Regions from separate parts of the Homo sapiens genome. Here region 1 is linked to region 2. The links are chromatin loops, found by intact Hi-C in ENCODE. Cell type or tissue: adrenal gland. All regions are shown on one strand. Links, peaks and the distances in the headings refer to the core of each region. The heading gives the core; the rest is flanking DNA.

Region 1 (2,912 bases), core at 164-2,663, 320 kb before region 2:
CAGCAGCATTTGTAACAGTCAAAAAGTGGAAAACACCCAAATGCCCATCAACTGATGAGTGGATAAATCGAATGTGGTATATCCATACACATACATATATATTTGACATTATGCTAAGTGAAAGAGCCCAGACATAAGAAGGCCACATATTGTATGATTCCATTTATATAAAATATCCAGAACAGGAAATATTATAGACAGGGAAGTAGATTAGTGGCTGCCAGGGTTTGGGGAAAAAGAGAGTGCCTGCTAATGGGTATGGAGTTTCTTTTAGGGGTACAAAAATGTTGCAGATTAGATTATAGTAATGGCAGCATGACCTGGTAAATATGCCCAAAACCATTGAATTGTACACTGTAAGTGGGTAAATTACATGGTGTATGAATCATATTTTGATAAAGCTATTTTTTAAAAAGCAATAAATGTCTTACGAGTGGTTTTGGTTAACTAAAGACAGGAACAATGGAACACTCCCTCGCCAACTTTGCCTATTTCTTTCCTGCTGTTCATGGTGTTTAACACCTTGTGAAAAAGATGGTCCTCTTCATTAGGTAGAATTTTCATCTATTATTGGAGTTACATATTCTGTGCTTAAAGTATATTTTTGCTGCAAAATATTATAGTAATTTTAAACAAGCGCTTTTATAGGGATACCGTGGGAGGCTTTTCTGGAGAGCCGGGGGTGACCGTAATGAGTATGCCCAGCCATGAAGGGTTAGGACTGACAGCGTAAACTGGCCCCTCTCTGGCCTTATCTGACCCACAGACGTTTCATTCGGTCAAAGCGGTGTTTTAAAAAGGTAGACATTGGGCAGGTATGGTGGCTCACACTTGTAATCTTAGCACTTTGGGAGGCCGAGGCAGAAGAGGAGTTCAAGGATGCAGTAAGCAGTGATTGAACCACTGCACTCCAGCCTGGGCGACAGAGCGAGATGGTCTCTCTCTCCTTTTTTTTTTTTTTTTTTTTTGAGATGGTTTCGCTCTATCGCCTAAGCTGGAGTGCAATGGTGCAACCTTGGCACTCTCTCTCTCTCTTTTTTTGTTTTTTTTTTTTTGAGACAGGGTCTTGCTCTTTCGCCTAGGCTGGAGTGCAATGGTGCAACCTTGGCTCACTCTCTTTCTCTTTTTTTTTTCTTTTCTTTTTTTGTTTTTTTTTTTTTTTTTTTTTTGAGACAGGGTCTCCCTTAGGCTGGAGTGCAGTGATGCGACCTCAGCTCTCTCTCTCTCTCTCTCTTTTTTTTTTTTTTTGAGACAGTCTCGCTCTGTCGCCTAGGCTGGAGTGCAGTGGTGCAACCTTGGCTCACTGTCTCTCTCTCTCTCTCTCTCTTTTTTTTTTTTTTTTTTTTTGAGACAGGGTCTCGCCTAGGCTGGAGTGCAGTGATGCGACTTCAGCTCACTGTCTCTCTCTCTCTCTTTTTTTTTTTTTTTGAGATAGGGTCTCACCTAGGCTGGAGTGCAGTGGCGTGACCTCGGCTCACTGCAGTCTCCTCCCACCTCTCCCCTCCCTTCACCCCACCCCAAGTAGCTGGGACTACAGGTGCACACCATCATGCCTGGTTAATTATGTTTTTGTATTTTTTGTAGAGATGGGGGTCTCTCCATGTTGCCTGGGCTGGTCTTGAACTCCTGGGCTCAAGTGATCTGCCTGTCTCAGCCTCCCAAAGTGCTGGGATTACAAGTGTGAGCCAATGTGCCCGGTTTGAGACCATCTCTAAAAAAAAAAAAAAAAAATTCCCTGGGTGTGGTGGTGGCGCTCACCTGTAGTTCCACCTACTCACTCAGAAGGCTGAGATAGGAGGATTGTTTGAGCCCGGGAGTTTGAGGCTGCAGTGAGCTATGATCCTGCCATCACACTCCATCCAGCCTGGGCAACAGAGAGAGACCCTGTCTCTAAACAAACAAACAAAACCCAGAAAACAGTAGAAATCTTCACAATAAAAAATCCAGATATTTGGCTTCTTTTGAAAAGTGAGAGATCTGATAAGGTTGGGTTCACATTTCCACATGGGGAGGATGGTTGGAATGAAGAGTAACTGCCTCCCTCAAAGAGGTCAGGGTTCTCAAGTTTACCACAGTCCCCGCCATTCCCTAAGTGGTTAGCCTGACTTTTCACCCAATCATATCACCTCCCTGGCCCCTGCAGACATTTGAGTTGGGGCCTAAGCATTTCATATGATTGTAAACTGTAATTCTGAAATTTTCTTGATCAGAGATTCTTTTTATAGGAAACACTTATTGTCATCATACAAACCATAGAGTGGGAAACTGAGAAACAGAACTGTTGTGATATCGCAGGTGGCATGTACTTTTTTTTTTTTTTTTTTTTTGAGACACAGGTAGCATGTACTCTCTCTCAGTTTTTTTATTTTGAGACAGAGTCTTACTCTTTTGCCCAGGCTGGAGTGCAGCCTCATTGCGACCTCAGCCTCTCAGGCTCAAGCTCAGCCTCCCGAGTAGTGGGATTACAGGCGCAAGCCACCACACTCAGCTAATTTTTTGTATTTTCAGTAGAGATGGGGTTTCACCATGTTGGCCAGACTGGTCTCGAACTCCTGACCTCAAGTGTTCTGCCCACCTCAGCCTCCCAAAGTGCTGGGATTACAGGCCTGAGCCATCGCGCCCAGCCAGCATGTACTCTTGAGATGAGGAAGAGAGTGGCTGTGCTGCCAAGAGAGGATGTCTTATGGCCCAGACAAAAGACTAGACAACAAGCTTTATTTAGCATGTGTCTCCCATGTGCTAAGCACTATACATAGAGTATTTTGTTTATGGCTGGTGTGATGGCTCACGCTTGTAATCCCAGCATTTTGGGAGGCAGAGGTGGGTGGATCACTTGAGCCCAGGAGTTCAAGACCAGCCTGGCCAACATGGCAAAACCCCAGCTCTACTAAAAGTACAAAAGTATTAGCTGA
Region 2 (2,912 bases), core at 201-2,700:
TTCACCATGTTAGCCAGGATGGTCTTGATCTCCTGACCTCGTGATCCGCCCGCCTCGGCCTCCCAAAGTGCTGAGATTACAGGCGTGAGCCACCATGCCCAGCCTGATCTTATGTTATTGTAGCTGTGTTATCACTGGGCTTTATTATGTTTCAAAAAAAAGATGTCATTTCTACCAAGTGCAAAAACAGCAAAGTGTATCTGCATTTTGCAGAGGCAGTTGGTGTGATAATGAGAGCGAGAGGAGATCTGGATGCAGGCAGGTCATGGTTTGAGCCAAGGAGGAGGCCCTGGGAAAAGCTCTGTCTGTTCAGATGCTCTGACCCCCATACCACACCCCTTTCCGGTCATCCAACTAAAGCATCCGTGTATGGGGGACCAGGCTGCCTCCGGTGCATATGTGCAGAACCCTGGGGTCAGGCAGGCGGGGTGCCAAGCCTCCAAGAAGGGTGGGGAGCCCTTGGGACCCGTGCTGGACGCCCTCGCTCCCGAGGGCCTGCTGGGGAGCCAGCAGGCTTCTGGATCTCATTAAGGCACAGCTGCCCTGCAGCCTGGACACCATATGCAGAGCATGGGCCTGGTTCCCATCACTTGAGTGTGGACTCTGCCTATAATCATCAGAAGGCACATTCCAGGTTTGCAGTTTAAGAGAAAAGTATACTTTTGTCCTCAATTGAGGAGCCATTCTGTTCAAAGTATTTAAGTGGTTTCCGAAGCTTAGCAACATTCCTCCTGTCTGCATCTGACCATGCAGTTTTGATTTTCAAGGTAGGCCAGCAGGATTCTTGGAGGGAACACGCCCCCCAACCCCCCATCTGAATCTGCCTGAGAGCTAACAAGTGCCAATGTGGCCAGATGAATGTGTGCTGCGCTATTTGTGATGGAGGTCCCCAGAGAGCCTTTGTGCTCTAGATCTTTATTGGAACACCCAGTAAATATTGGACTCAGGCTCCCCATTGTTTTAGTGTAGGGCTTAAATGCAGTCTCCTTCAGGCTGTCAATGTACCTTTGACCAAATTGCAGCTTGCATTCCCATACCAAATGTGGTTTCGCAGAACCCCAGCTCACTCTAACAGAACCAGCTGGGACCAGAGAGGGTCCTGGTTTGCTCTTTGTGTGCACAGCTGATTTCTCAAAGCACTAACTCACTTTTCTCTGTACATAAAGATGACACTGGGGACACCTGTCATCAGGGATCGGGGCATCAGCTGCACCCAGTCAGGCACCCACTCACCCACGTGAGACTTTCAAAGCCAGCTGGCTAAGGCTTGGGAGGTACCCCCAGGGCAAAAGGACAGCTTGTCGTTGAGTGAAGTGAACCGCCTTTAACATTTTTATAGGTTATAGCCTGCCTAGGCAGCAGCAACCAGCTATTTGATAACCAAGGGGGTGACCAGATTTCTACTGGCCAGATAACCAGAAAACTAAGGCTTCTGCATTACACCGCTTCATAAGAGAAAATAAGCATTTTAGCTACAGGGAAGCCCTGTTGTTTTTGAAAGCTGGAGGAGGTCCTCCTGCTGGCCATGGGCTTGGCTGGCCGTGGGCTAGGCTGACTCACAGTCAGAGAGCAGCCTTTGTGGCTGAGCTCAGCGGAACTCAGCGGACACCCGCACGGTGGCCCAGGGCCAGCAATAAACAAGTCAGGGCTGCTCCTGGCGCTCAGGAATCTGGGGTCAATTAGGGATCAATGGTGCCAGAGGATTTAAAACAATTGCAACCAGCCAGGCAGGCTCAGGCTGTATCAACAGTGAAATGCAGAATGTGCAGATACAATTGTACTATCCCTAAATTAAATTAACGTTCTACCCCTCGGCAAGGCATTTTTCTTAATAAGTGGGATTGCTCCTGGCCAAGCTTTAACCACTAGGGATGGCAATGACCGATGACCTAACTCGTCACTTAACCTTGGCCAAGGACACCAAAACCCTAGTCATTAGGGGACCCATCTGTGAACCTCTGTTGAACAATGAAGTCAAACCTAATCTGATTTCACCCACACCTTACATTTTTAAGCTGCAAATTTCCACAATTCTCTGACTGACAAGAACATGAGGTCTATTTGATAACCAAGGGCAATGACAGGATTTCTTTTGGCCAGATAACCAGAAAACGTAAGGCTTCTGTATTACATCGCTTCGTGAGAGAAAATAGGCATTTTAGCTCATCATTTCCTCTTGTCATTTCTCATTGTTGTGCCTACCTGGCACAATGTTAACTCTATAGAAAGGCTGACTTTTTAAAATTTTTGTGGGTACACAGTAGGTGTATATATTTATGGGTTACATGAGATATTTTGATACAGGAATGTCATACATAACAATCACAGCAGGGTAAATAGGGTATCCATCACCTCAAGTATTTATCCTTTGTGTTTCAAACAATCCAATTATATTCTTTTAATTATTTTAAAATGTATAATTAAATTATGTTTTACTATAGTCACCCTGTTGTGCTAGCAAATGCTAGGTCTTATTTCTTCTTTCTTTGTACCCATGAAAGGTTGAATTTTTAACTGCGGGCATCAGTGACTGCTAAGGATCCAGCAGAGAGGGCAGTTTGACTCAAAGAGGTGAAAAAAATCAGTGGGGTCTTTTGATCATCAGGAATCAGAAGCAACTGGAGGCAGGGACCCGGAAACCCAGGCAGGGCCACTCAGGAGAATGACAGAACCCTTCCAGGCCTCCATGCATGACAAGCTGGTATGCACACCATTTGGTTGGCTTCCTGGGTCAGAATGGGTCCTTTGTGTCCCTTCTACCATCTTTGACAGAACTGCCTTTGGTCCCCAGGCTCCAGCAATGTGGTCTGAATGGGGGTTGTCTCCCTTTCTGTGTCTCCACCTCTCTGGCCATAGTCCCCTTGAGGGAGGACACCAACCCAGTCACGGCTGATCAGGGTCTCTCCCTGAGA

The links. Peaks named below come from ENCODE experiments on the same cell type or tissue, not always from the same donor. Only the 100,000 strongest peaks of a DNase experiment are listed, where the experiment ranks them.
Region 1: a loop joins it to region 2, with 2.5 times the contacts of the local background. A loop is called at or near these places in 61 of 110 quality-filtered maps.

What each region holds. Positions count from the first base shown.
Region 1 is chr13:30,473,813-30,476,724 of GRCh38, forward strand. It overlaps a transcript of HMGB1 not described here. Among named protein-coding and RNA genes, the nearest start is that of HMGB1, 9.3 kb to the left of the region's middle. In adrenal gland, for the core only: no CTCF peak of the experiment used is centred there; no DNase peak of the experiment used is centred there.
Region 2 is chr13:30,791,192-30,794,103 of GRCh38, forward strand. No RefSeq gene overlaps it. Among named protein-coding and RNA genes, the nearest start is that of LINC00398, 11 kb to the right of the region's middle. RefSeq lists enhancers at 1-2,563, 1,441-1,735, 1,489-2,005 and a silencer at 1,441-1,735. In adrenal gland, for the core only: a CTCF peak has its summit at 1,493 (motif pointing left); DNase peaks (open chromatin) are centred at 1,270 and 1,500; H3K27ac peaks cover 1,038 bases.